3 separate regions of the Homo sapiens genome follow, and regions 1 and 2 are each linked to region 3. The links are chromatin contacts, found by Hi-C or POLR2A ChIA-PET in ENCODE. All regions are on one chromosome and are shown on one strand. The core of a region is the stretch at or near the end of the contact, and the rest is flanking DNA. Distances in the headings are between cores, read along the strand shown.

Region 1 (3,917 bases), core at 1,359-3,858, 1.3 Mb after region 3:
ATACCCACTGATGGAAAATATTTCCAGTATAATTTCTTAAGGGTCACATTTATTAATTCACCAAACATTAACTGAGGATTTACTATGCATGAAGCACTGTCCTGGGCACTAGGGGAGATAGAAAGAATATAAGATCTTCCTTTCAAGGAGCTCCCAGTACACAATACAGCTCTTATATACTTTTGTTTTTTTTTTTTGAGACTGAGTCTTGCTCTGTCACCCAGGCTGGAGTGCAGTGGCATGATCTCGGCTCACTGCAAGCTCTGCCTCCTGGGTTCACGCCATTCTCCTGCCTCAGCCTCCCGAGTAGCTGGGACTACAGGTGCCCGCCACCACGCCCAGCTAATTTTTTGTATTTTTAGTAGAGACGAAGTTTCACGTGTTAGCCAGGATGGTCTCGATCTCCTGACCTCATGATCCGCCCATCTCAGCCTCCCAAAGTGCTGGGATTGCAGGCGTGAGCCACCGCACCCAGCCAGTACAGCCCTTATATTCTGATAAGAATATCAGAGTGCAATGAAGCAAGTGCCATAACATTAAGTACACAGTGCTATGGAAGAATCTGATGAGGAAGTGCCTCAACAGTCTAGGGAGCTGGGAGAGGTTTCACAGAGATCCTGTAGAGCTGGTTCTTTGAAGACAAGAGACATCACTGGCGCAGCAGAACATCTAGGAACTAAACGCAAAAATGACGTAAAGATGGGAAGGGAGTGTTTTAAGGGAATAAAGAGAAATTTTTAGTCCAACATGTGGGTCTTGGGGGAGAAATGGAGATTTAGTAACAGATGATTATCTGTGTGAAATTCACTGCTCTCATATGGAAGCACAATTCACGCTTAGAAGTCAATAGCGTTTTAAGAGCAATGCATTAACATTCCAAGTCTCTATTCCCAAAGGAAAGGTGGTAGTAAAGTGCTGTATACAAACTTAAACCAGAACTGCCTAGCAAAATGAGACTTGCCCCTAGATAGAATGAGCAGCAGTGTGTGCATCAAAGGCTGAGTCAGAACACCTGCCAGACAATGACAGTCTGTGTTATTAGATCCTACAGATAATCATGTCATGGTGTTTTCTTTTTCTTTTCTTTTTTTTTTTTTTTGAGACTCACTCTGTCACCTAGGCTGGAGTGCAGTTTAGAATGATCACGGGTCACTGCAGCCAAGATCTCCCAGGCTCAAGCGATCCCCCTGCCTCAGCCTCCTGAGTAGCTGTGGTGCACACCACCCCGCCTGGCTAATTAAATTTTTTTTGTAGAGACAGGGTCCCACTATATTGCCCAGGCAGGTCTCCAAAGTCCTAGGCACAAAGGATCTTCCCGCCTTGGCCTCCCAAAGCGTTGGGATTACAGGCCATGAACCACTGCGCTCTCCCTATGTTAGATTTTCTATTCCTTCCTTCAGGGTAACGGTTTCCACACAAAGAAAGTGGCCAAACAGCAAACAGAACACAGATTTATCCCCGTGCGCTTTTTCTTCCCTCAGTGTAAGTGACTTGCCAACAAGGGAAACTCAGTAAGCTTTGATTCTGAATAAAAGAATGGAGTGACTATTGGGAGCTGTTTACCAAGACGTGAGACGAGACGGTAAACCTTTGAAGCATTTACTTGGCACCTTCAGGGATTTCAAAAACTATTTAAAAATACGTTGCAAAACTTCATAAACGTTTTCTTTTTTCACATTAATAAAAATATGAGCACAGATGGTGATGAAGGCCGAGAGATACAGAGCCCAGGCTTTCAAACTATCTGATGATCCTGAGCCCTCAAGTCTCCATCTGGGACGTCAAAGAAGTAAACCGGACATCAAGTCCTGGCTGAGCTTCTTCCTAGGTGGGTAGAGGAAGCTATGTCACCGACAGATCCTCGAGGTCCTTCTGTGAAGTGAATATTAAAATCAAACAGGCCCTGCCCTGCGCTACTGCAAGAAATGACATCGCTTTATTAAAAACCAACATGCGATACTGAATGCTGAAAACCTGGTTTAGTGAACAAAGGTTTGTAAACGTTATTTAAATAACCAGCATGACTCAGAGGAGGTGAATTCCAGTCCCAGCAAATGAACCTGGGGCTGGCTGTTCCACCCTGGAAAAGATCACTGAAGTTTCTGTGAACGTAAAACAGCTCACGATACGTTTATGAGACTGATCTGTGAAAACGCTTTGGAAACCCCAATTTCGTATTTATTTAGATTCCCATATCCACCGCACTTAGCTTGTCCTCGTGGTTCGGGGACCTCTCCTGGCGGGAGGTGGTGCCGGAACAGGTTGGGCGGCCCCAGAACCGTGAGGGGAGAAGGACGGGATGAGGGAAACTCTGCAAGGGGCCGGGGCGGACCCAGTGGTCAGGGGAGGTCCAGAGGGCGCAGTGGACGCCGGCCGGGCCGGGGACGGAGCACGGAAGGCCCCGCCATTTGCTCTCCTGCCTTACCTGCATGTTGGGCACGAAGCCCTTCTTGATCCTCCAGCAGTTTTTATTGATCTTCTCCAAGAACTGCAGCTCATCATTATAGCTGCGACTCATGGTGGCGAAAACTGTAGCAAAAACTCCCGGCTCCGCTTTGAAGAGCCGCTGCCGCGTAGTCCGGCTTCTCAGAGCACCGCCTTCCAAGAACCAAAGCGCAGGCGCGACCAGCGCCGCAGCAGATGAGCAACGGCAAGCGCCGAGGCTCAAAATTCTTCAGGCCAATGTCTTTCCTCTGGTTAAGTTGTACTGTCCTGTAGTGTATAACTTTAGGATCTTTATTAGTCGATTTCCTCTAAACTACAGCTAAGCGAAATCCAGAAGTTTAAAGTATAATCTAGTTATCTTTTGTTTTGGAAATGCTTTTCAGCAGCTTATGAAAACACCTTGAGTCTGGGTCAGGTTCGGTGCATTGGCTTGGAGTTTACACCCTCAGCTGGGAGGGGAAAAAGATAACGCCAGCAGCTGAGAAAGAAAAACCTGTTTGAGTAAATACCATAGCTGAACATTTATGTTTCAGAATGAATCTGGATATACACCAAATAACTTTTTTGGTCAGAAAGGAGCATCCCAAAGAATGAAGCATGGCAGCTTATCATTTATTCTGACAAACACTTGTGGGTGCATCTATTGTGGCCAGACATATACTACAAAATGATCAAATCACAGCCCTTATGGATCGCCAAAACTCCCCAGTCTAGCCGCATTTGATGATCAAGACCTCTTTAATCATGCTTTTATACGCCGTGTCTCTTGTTCATAGTGGTAAGTGAGCTTTAAGTGATTTCAGTTTCCAGTTCGGCCTCATGTCAACAACTGCAACTTTGGGATTAGAAAGACGCAAGATTCAATTTCTATCTGTGCCATTTACTGACTTGGTGTGATTAACCCCTCTTATCTCTGTTTCGTCATCTCTAAAATGGGATCATAATTCTTTCTTGAGTAGAAGGCTAAATGAAGTGACACTGGAGGGGTAATCAGCACGGGGCTTGGCACACGGCAAGCACTCTATAAACAGCTCTCCTCTTTCCATTCCCCCACTAGACTGTAAGTGCTGCAAAAAACAGTATGTAGTTTCCATTCATTTGTTGCATTATCTACACTGGTTCCGCTTTTCTTCTCTTCTGCCCCAATTTCTCCCCATTGATTAGGTGCTCTGACACATTAATATCATTCTCAGTTATGAATTGTCTGAGTTTAGTACTCTGCACTGCCATTTCATTGAATCTGTGGTGGGTGAAAAATCCCAAAGCTTGAAGTGATACAACTTTTAGAGTTTCCTGTGGTTACCCTGTTCCTTCTTGGAAAGATTTCAGAGGTAAAGAATTCTCTTTTAAAATCAAGCCTTGATGTCTGTGCAACCTTAGGTCTCTTCCCTTTTCTATGTCTTATTTTATTTTATTATTTTTTTGAGTTGGAGTCTTGCTCTGTCGCCAGGCTGGAGTGCAGTGGTGCCATC
Region 2 (3,957 bases), core at 515-3,014, 1.5 Mb before region 3:
GCAGGGCAGCACAGTGCTAACCAGCAGGCTCTGGGTGGGACAGACCTGGGTTTGAGTCCTAGCTTTGCCTTTCACTATCTGCATTATAGTCAGCGAGTGGCTCTATCATATCTCTCAGTATCTTCACCTGTGGAGTTGGGGGGGTGATGCTAATGTTAGCTAACATTTATGGGGTGATTATTGTTGTTAAAACTCAGTACACCGGGCGCGGTGGCTCACGCCTGTAATCCCAGCACTTTGGGAGGCCAAGGTGGGCAGATCACCTGAGGTCAGAAGTTTGAGACCAGCCTGGCTAACATGGTGAAACCCCGTCCCTACTAAAAATACAAAAATTAGCCGGGCGTGGTGGCGGGTGCCTGTAATCCCAACTACTGGGGAGGCTGAGGCAGGAGAATTGCTTGAACCCGGGAGGCGGAGGTTGCAGAGAGCCGAGACCGCCCCATTGTACTCCAGCCTGGGCAACAAGAGCGAAACTCTGTCTCAAAACAAAAAACAAACGAAAAAACACAGTAAATTGTCCCTATTTGACTACTAAGAGCTATTTTAAAATAGAATTTATTATCTAAGTACAGAAAGGTGTAATTATCCCCCCTACACCCGTTAGAACCCTTGATGACACTAAATAAATAATACATGAATACGGTTCAAAAATGGGCATCATAGAGTATAAAATAAAGAATGCTTTCATTTTCAACCCAAATTCAGCAATTTCATAGGATGCCAGGCTCAGCTCTAAAGCCTTATATGTATTCAGTGCGCTGAAATTCAACAACCTCACGAGGTAGGTATAACCAATAATAATTCTAGGCGGGGCGTGGTGGCTCACGCCTGTAATCCTAGCACTTCGGGAGGCCGAGGCGGGCGGATCACCTGAGGTTCGAGACCAGCCTGACGAACATGGAGAAACCCCGTCTCTAATAAAAATACAAAATTAGCCGGGCGTGGTGACGCATACCTGTAATCCCAGCTACTCGGGAGGCTGACGCCGGAAAATCGCTTGAACCCGGGAGGCGGAGGTTGCAGTGAGCCGAGATCGCGCCACTGCACTCCAGCCTGGGCAACAAGAGCGAAACTCCGTCCCAATAATAATAATAATTAATAATAATAATAATAACAATAATAATAATAATTCTAAAGGGAAGCAGAGGGATCTGGCGGGAAAGTGCCAGCAAACCTAACAGGCCTCCACAAGTGTCTTTAAAGTTTCATAGGGGTCGGTATATGTGATTAACTGCCAAAGAAGAATATTCGCCGTGTGTCCGAAACGCAGTCCCCTGGGGCGCCACACTCGGAGCCTACTTGAACCGAAGAGTCCCTCCCTGGGCCAACGAAGGACCCAATTCCCCTCGCCCCGGATCCAGCCTCTAAGTGGTTTCCCGGGTAAGGTCAGCAGAGGTCCGCCGCCTCAACCAGTCTTGTTAGAGTAGGCACAAAAGCATTCAGAGTGACTGCCACTGTAGCCACTCAACGCCGAGCCTAGGCCTGCTTTTTTTGCAGTTAGAGTGAAACTTTCCATTGGTGGAGTCACCCCAAAGGAGGCGGGACGGAGCGGGAAAGTCCTGCCTACCTTGGCCTTCCCAGCCAATCGCAGCATCTATGCGTCAGCCTCCGGTTCGGTTGCGCTGCGCGTAGTGGTCTGGGCGACCTGAGGGCGGGGCCGGGAGCAGGCCCCGGGCTGTGGGGAGGGTGCGCTTCCCGCGGGCGCGCGGAGTGAGGACGGTGACAGCCACGCGCGCGCGTACGCGCCCGATGCAGCGCGGCCCCGTGACCCTAGTCGGCCGCTGAGAGGCGCGCGGAGTCTGGGCCGCTGCCGTCTAGGGGTCCCGTCCCGAGGCGTCCCCGGCATCTCCGGCCCGAATCCCGGAGTGCCGGGTCGCGCCTGCACCGAAGGTCCCGGCTCCTGTGCCCTCCCTGCAGCCGTCAGGGCCCGTCCCCCAACTCCCCTTTCCGCTCAGGCAGGGTCCTCGCGGCCCATGCTGGCCGCTGGGGACCCGCGCAGCCCAGACCGTTCCCGGGCCGGGCAGCCGGCCACCATGGTGGCCCTGAGGCCTGTGCAGCAACTCCAGGGGGGCTAAAGGGCTCAGAGTGCAGGCCGTGGGGCGCGAGGGTCCCGGGCCTGAGCCCCGCGCCATGGCCGGGGCCATCGCTTCCCGCATGAGCTTCAGCTCTCTCAAGAGGAAGCAACCCAAGACGTTCACCGTGAGGATCGTCACCATGGACGCCGAGATGGAGTTCAATTGCGAGGTAACCGGCCGGCAGCCCCGACTGCTGCGGTGACAGTCGAGGTGGAAGCTCGAGAGGTTCTCTTTATATCATCTTATGGGTGTAGCTAGAGACGGGCAGAACCGGAAGGGCCAACTAGGCCCAAAACCTCATGTTAAAGATGATTGCTGCTTTTTTTCATAGGACTTTTGGGTTTTGGCATTTCCTGAAGGTTATTTTCATTCATTGTTATTGGAAGAAGCTGGATGCTCCTGTGATAGAAAATTCAGGATTTCAGTGTCAGGCTTAAGTTAGGCTTACGCTTAAAAGCTTGAAAGTTTATTCTTTCATTAGGTAATATTGTTATGTACCCAGGTATTAGAAGTTGCGTCTTGTTTATTGGAAAGCCAATACTTGTTTCCCTTTTCTAAAGCTTGCATATTCTGGGAAAAAAAACCCTTTGAAGAACGATATAACATCTCATACTTACTTTCCACATAGTTTCCAACATGATGATAACAGCTATCAATTGTTCAGTATTTTCAAAGTGCTAGACATTTGCACATTTAATCCTCAGAACAAACCCATTTATCTAGTAAATGGCAAGGTGGGGTTTTGAACCAAGCTCACAGCCCGTACAGTACTGCTTCTCAAGTAATTTAAGTTCTTGCTGCTAAAAGTGTGGTTTGTGGACCAGCAGCATTGGCAGCAGTAAGCAAGGGTTGGCATGCTTTTTCTGTACAGGACCACATAGTAAATATTTTCAACTTTGTAGACTAGAGAATCTCTGTTGGAGTTATTCAACTCTTCAACTCTACCATTGTAACACAAAAGCAGCCTTAGATAAGATCAGCTTCCAGCATGACAGCTTAAGGAACCCATTCCTCTGTAAAACTGGTGAAAATTCTTTTTTGTTTTGTTTCGTTTTGAGACAGAATCTCACTCTGTCACCGAGGCTGGCATGCAGTAGTGTGATCATGGCTTACTGCAACCCTGACCAACCTCCCTGGCTCAATCAGTCCTCCTGCCTCAGCCTCTCGAGTAGCTGGGACCACAGGCGTGTGCCACCACACCTGGCTAATTTTTTTTTTTTTTTTTTTTTTGAGACGGAGTCTCGCTCTGTCACCCAGAGTGCACCGGGCTAGAGTGCAATGGCGCGATCTTGTCTCACTGCCACCTCCACTTCCAGGTTCAAGTGATTCTCCTGCTTCAGCCTTCCAGGTAGCTGGGATTACAGGCGTGCGCCACCTCGTCTGGCTAATTTTTCTATTTTTAGTAGAGACAGGGTTTCACCATATTGGGCAGGCTGATCTCGAACTCCTGACCTCGTGACCAGCCGACCTGGGCCTCCCAAAGTGGTGGGAAAGTGGTGCGATTACAGATGTGAGCCACCCCGCCCAGCCTCACCTAGCTAATTTTTGTAAAGACAGGGTTTTGCCATGTTGCCCAGGCTGATCTTGAACTCCTGAGCTCAAGCAATCCACTCGCCTTGGCCTCCCAAAGTGATGGGATTACAGATGCAGCCACCACGCCTGGCCCAAAAATTCTTTTTTTAAAATCAACTATTTAAACCCTCCGGCAATGGTCCTGAGGGCAAACAACAAATGAAAAAACACCTATTCAAGAAAATCTACAAATTCGGTAAGAAAGATGAGAGGGTATGGTATTTGAACCAAGATCATTCCCTCCTTACTCACTCCTAGCTTAGTGAGGTGGAGCTTCTACTCCAGACTATTGCAAACTGTAATACCGGGC
Region 3 (4,408 bases), core at 1,537-4,036:
TGGTGCCCACAAGATACATTCATCCTGCTCATCTGGCATTCAGAATCCTTGGCAAAGAGAACCACCCACATTTCCTGCTCCGCCCACAGCCTATCCTCCTCCTTTTCCCAGACTATTGGTCTTTGCTCACACTGTTCCTCTGCCACAAATGCCCTTTCATGCCTTTCCCCCTCTTCTATGTGGGATGAATTTTAAAAATTAGCTGGGCGTGGTGGTGTGTGCCTGTAGTCCTAGCCTCTTGGGAGGCTGAGATGGAAGGATTGCTTGAGCCAGGAGTTTGAGGCCATGGTAAGCTGTGATCATGCGACTGCACTCCAGCCTGTGGGACACAGCAAGACCCTGTCTCCAAAAAAAATAAAATAAAATAAAAACAAGTGTGACACACAGTTTATACACCACTTCCCTAAGAAGTCTTCCAGAGCTTCCCCCATCCTAGTGGCAGCAAAGTGGAGGGAAGGGGCTTCAGCATCAGGCAGAATTCCACTTTAGTCTGAATGCCTTTACTAGGCCAAGGTGCCTTCACCTCCCTGAGCTTCAGCTTCCTCTGTCGAATCAGAGTGTACCTATCTTGCACAGTGGTCACCTGGCAGTAGTGGGAGCCCCACGTCTGACATGCAACAGGTGTTCAGCAAATGCTGGGGCCCTCGTCACGGGATGTTTACTCTTTCCTCGGCTGTAGCTGTAAACTTCCCTAGCACTGTACCGGACTGCCCTTTGATCTCTAGATCACCCCCACTCCCTTGCAGAGAGGAAGACAGAGGCAGGCGGGTATGTCTGGAGGTGGACCCAGGCACTAAGGGCTTGAAGGGGCAGGACCCACACATCCCTTCCATAGGGCCAAGGGCTAGTGAGCGCATGTGCCAGACAGTAAATCCAAGCATGGAGGAACTCACCTGTACCATTCCTCCTAGCCTACAGTAGGGCAGGGAGAAAGGAGGGCATTAGCACAAAGCAGGCCATTCATTGGAGCTGGTGACCGCCATTCAGGCAGGCCCTGAAAATCAGAGGTGGCCTAGGTGTGCCCTGCATGAAGGGGAGGTCCCAAGGGACGCGTGAATTTTGAAGTATTCAGAATTGGTCTTAGAGGGCGCCTGACCCTCGTTCTGGATAATAACATGGCATCTCGCCCAGGTAGAGAAAGCCTAGGACCTTGAAATATGTCCTCCGAAGTGAGCTCTGTTTGCCTCTCCTGCTGTGTAGCATTGACAAGTCGCTTTCTTCTGTGCCTTGATTTTCTTTTTTCTTTTTTTGAGACAGAATCTTGCTCTGTCGCTTAGGCTGGAGTGCAGTGGCACAATCTCGGCTCACTGCAACCTCTGCCTCCAGGTTCAAGTGATTCTACTGCCTCAGCCTCCCAAGTAGCTGGGATTACAGGTGCATGCCACTTGCCCGACTAATTTTTGTATTTTTAGTAGAGACGGGGTTTTTGCCGTGTTGGCCAGGCTGGTCTCGAACTCCTGACCTTGGGTGATCCACCTGCCTTGGCATCCCAAAGTGCTGGGATTACAGGCATGAGCCACCGCACCTGGCCCGTGCCTTGGTTTTCTGATGTGTAAAATGGGACCACTTCTCAGGGGTGTGGGGATGAAATGAAATGACACATGGAAAAGACTCTCAGTGTGGAGACTGGGCCTTTCCTTAGATGGGGGCTGGGGGGTGTCACAGAGGACCTGAACCGGGGCTCTTCTGGGTTAACAGGCTGAAACCACCTCCCCAGAATCCCACATTATAGTGGTTAAAAGCAGGGTCTGGACTCAGAAGGTGCTGGGTATGAATCACAGCTTTACTACTTATCAGCTGTTGTCCTCATCTGTAAAATGGGGCAATAGTCATGGTCTCATGTGCTTGTTATGGGCATTATATGCCTGGTACATGGCAAGTACAAAATAAATGATTTGTTATTGTTTTTATTTGACAGGACTCCAGACCCCATCCTCCCAACTCCACCCACTTTAGTCTCCATGGAGACCCAAGGGCGGCTTTAGGGCCTCTGGCACTGAAGATGGAATAGCTTTGCCTTGTGGATCTGACCTCCTGGGTACCCTGGCTGATTCCTTGTTTGGTCTTGGACATGTCAGCTCTCTCTGGGCCTCAATTTCCCCCTTTTGCTGAATGACAGCCTGGACTCCATATTCCCTATTTAGGACTCCAGCGCTCCTAAAGGCAGACTCTCAGGGCTTGGAAGGTAGAAGCATGCTACAAGAAGGCAATGTCTGTTCAAAGGTGTGTGGGCTGGGGGAGGCGTGCTGTGTGATTGATTCTGCTCCACCTGAGATGGTCCCGGCACTCCAACACAGGGTCAAGGTGCTGCCAGTCACTCAGTCCCTGCTCTGAGGTGGCTCAGACCAGGTGTCCCGAAAGCAGCCTAGGGACGGCGGCCAAGCTTAAACACTGACGCGAGAAAGGGGTGGAGTCGAGGGAGGGGACGTGGTCTCAGGAACAAAGAGGAGGGCGGAGAGGGGCTGTCCTGAAGGCTCTGAGACTCCTACGACCCCAGGAAACTTACCTCGGCTCGGGGCGCCCCCCCCGACTTGGCGCAGAGCCTGCGTCCCCCTGCCGATGCCCACCCGACTCGCTAAAGCCACCGAGGCAGACGACCCCAAGACTCCCAATTTCCGACCTCCCTGGCCCGCGAGGGGCGGGGCCTTCCTCTCGGGGCGTGGCCGTCAAATTGAATTTTCCCAATGGGGCACGAGAGTGGGAGGTACCCAATCGAGGGTTGGCTGGCGCGTCGGGGCAGGGCGGGGCCAGCCGGGCTGCTGGCGCGGCTGGACGGGCAGCTCTCCGCAGAATCCAGGGGACGGTTGCTGAGCGGGCCTGGGACAGCGGGTCGCGGCACCTCCGGCCTGCGCGTGTCTAATCCGTCTGTCGGGTCCCGAAAGAGCTAAGCCGAGCCTGCGCCGGACGGGTGGGCTGGACTGAGAGGTGGGTGTGCGGACCTCGGGGGGGATCCTGGTGCTGCCCCAACGTGTCCGGGGGTGGAACCCGGATGTCTAGACAGGAGTTCTGGAACGTCCAGACCTGGGAGCCCCCACCCATACGAGAGGTCTAAGCCATGGGATAAAGTTATGAGACTGTTGGGGGAAGACGCCCCCGGATTCCTAAGAGACTCCACGCCCCACAGGGGCGCTAGTCTGTGGCGGCAGAAACCCTGGGGAAGCTGCCACAGAATCCTGAGGCCCCTCACAATGTCCGGCGACCCCAGACTGTGTGACAGGGAGATTGGAGAAGAGCAGCGGCAGGGATCTTCTTATAATCCCATGGGTGTCCTAGATTAGGCATTAGGGTCAGCTGCCCCATAGAAGAACAGACATGGGGGGAATCAGAATGTCCGCAGAACCTAAGGCTGGTGACCACTGGACAGTCTTGAAGAGGTTTAACCCAGACAGAGTAACTAGGTAAGAGGCAAGGATCCTAACAGGCAGAGATTGGGAGGTTGACACCTCTGAGCCTACCAGGATGGGAGGGGGAACAAGCAGTGACTTGAACAGGCTGGGACCCACACACCCCAACTGTGTGGAGCGGTAACCCTCACCCCCCACCCATGCACCGTATGGGGTGACTTCCCAAGTGACTGTTCTGAAGAGAGGGAAGGGATGATTGAAAGATGAATCAACAGGAGGTGGGGGGCAGGCCTGGGGCCACACATTAGTCAGTCACCATACATTAACTAAGCATCCACAGTGTGCCAGACCAGGGCCCCTCAAATTCCAGACAGACATTAGTTGGGGCTACAGGAGGAAGGAGAGATCTGCGCTGGGAGGCTGGGCCAGGATTTAGGGGTCCATTTTGATGGGCAGCACTGGGGCAAGATGGGGCTCTTGCCTCTGTCACTGAGAGTGTTCCAGGCCCTTGAGGGCACTTTGGAAGGGAGCTTCGGAAGCCGGAGATGACGAAGATTTTGATTACATCCTTCTCTGCCCTCTAAGTCTTTGGCTTCCTCCTTGCTCAGTGACAAATCCTTGGCCCTCTCCAATCTTCTCAGTTTGCCTGAAATCCAGGGGTTGGGCAGGTCAGCTTCTGAAAGCCCTTCCAGGTGGGGAATTGAATTCTGTATGAATTGGCAGGAGGTGCTGGGTGCCTGGACACCTGGCTTCAGGAGGTCTGGACAGCAGAGCTGGCTCCAAGAATCGGAAGACACAGTGTACCTTCCTATACCTGGGGGAATGACAGTGGTGGTGGCAGCAAGAACTACGGGTTCAGCCCACAGCCAGAAGCTGAGCCTGCGGAGTGGGTGGGGGCTGGGTAGGCCCTGTGGATGGGTGGGTGGGGCAGGAAACTGGAGACTGGAGTGCACCCCCTGGTGGTAAGCACAGCTTGGGTGGGTCTTGCCAGGCCCTGGCTTCTCAATCCAGGTCCCTGCCCTCCCTGTTTTGAGGTTTAGACAGGATGAGAGTCCATCCCAGGC

Evidence for each region. A loop is a pair of places that touch in the nucleus more often than their neighbours do. ChIA-PET counts read pairs that join two places held with the same protein, here RNA polymerase II (POLR2A). Pooled maps may share reads with other maps.
Region 1: a pooled map shows a loop between it and region 3 (4-fold over the local background). The contact joins the promoter of RTCB here to the promoter of SMTN in region 3. A Hi-C loop is called at or near these places in 5 of 50 pooled maps. POLR2A ChIA-PET finds 5 or more read pairs at or near these places in 2 of 52 experiments (A673 and activated T-cell).
Region 2: a loop to region 3 is called in a map of CD8-positive, alpha-beta T cell, with 4 times the contacts of the local background. The contact joins the promoter of NF2 here to the promoter of SMTN in region 3. A Hi-C loop is called at or near these places in 1 of 168 maps with a recorded cell type or tissue (CD8-positive, alpha-beta T cell), 1 of 37 single-sample maps with no recorded cell type and 5 of 50 pooled maps.

Annotation. Positions count from the first base shown.
Region 1 is chr22:32,409,639-32,413,555 of GRCh38, forward strand. It overlaps RTCB (RNA 2',3'-cyclic phosphate and 5'-OH ligase), which reads right to left and starts at 2,609. Exons shown (of 12, transcript NM_014306.5): 1 at 2,426-2,609. The coding sequence starts at 2,518. RefSeq lists an enhancer at 2,579-2,758.
Region 2 is chr22:29,601,869-29,605,825 of GRCh38, forward strand. NF2 (NF2, moesin-ezrin-radixin like (MERLIN) tumor suppressor) reads left to right here and starts at 1,765. Exons shown (of 16, transcript NM_000268.4): 1 at 1,765-2,244. The coding sequence starts at 2,131. RefSeq lists an enhancer at 1,151-1,280 and a silencer at 1,531-2,110.
Region 3 is chr22:31,078,532-31,082,939 of GRCh38, forward strand. SMTN (smoothelin) reads left to right here and starts at 2,787. Exons shown (of 21, transcript NM_134269.3): 1 at 2,787-2,925. RefSeq lists a silencer at 2,669-2,828.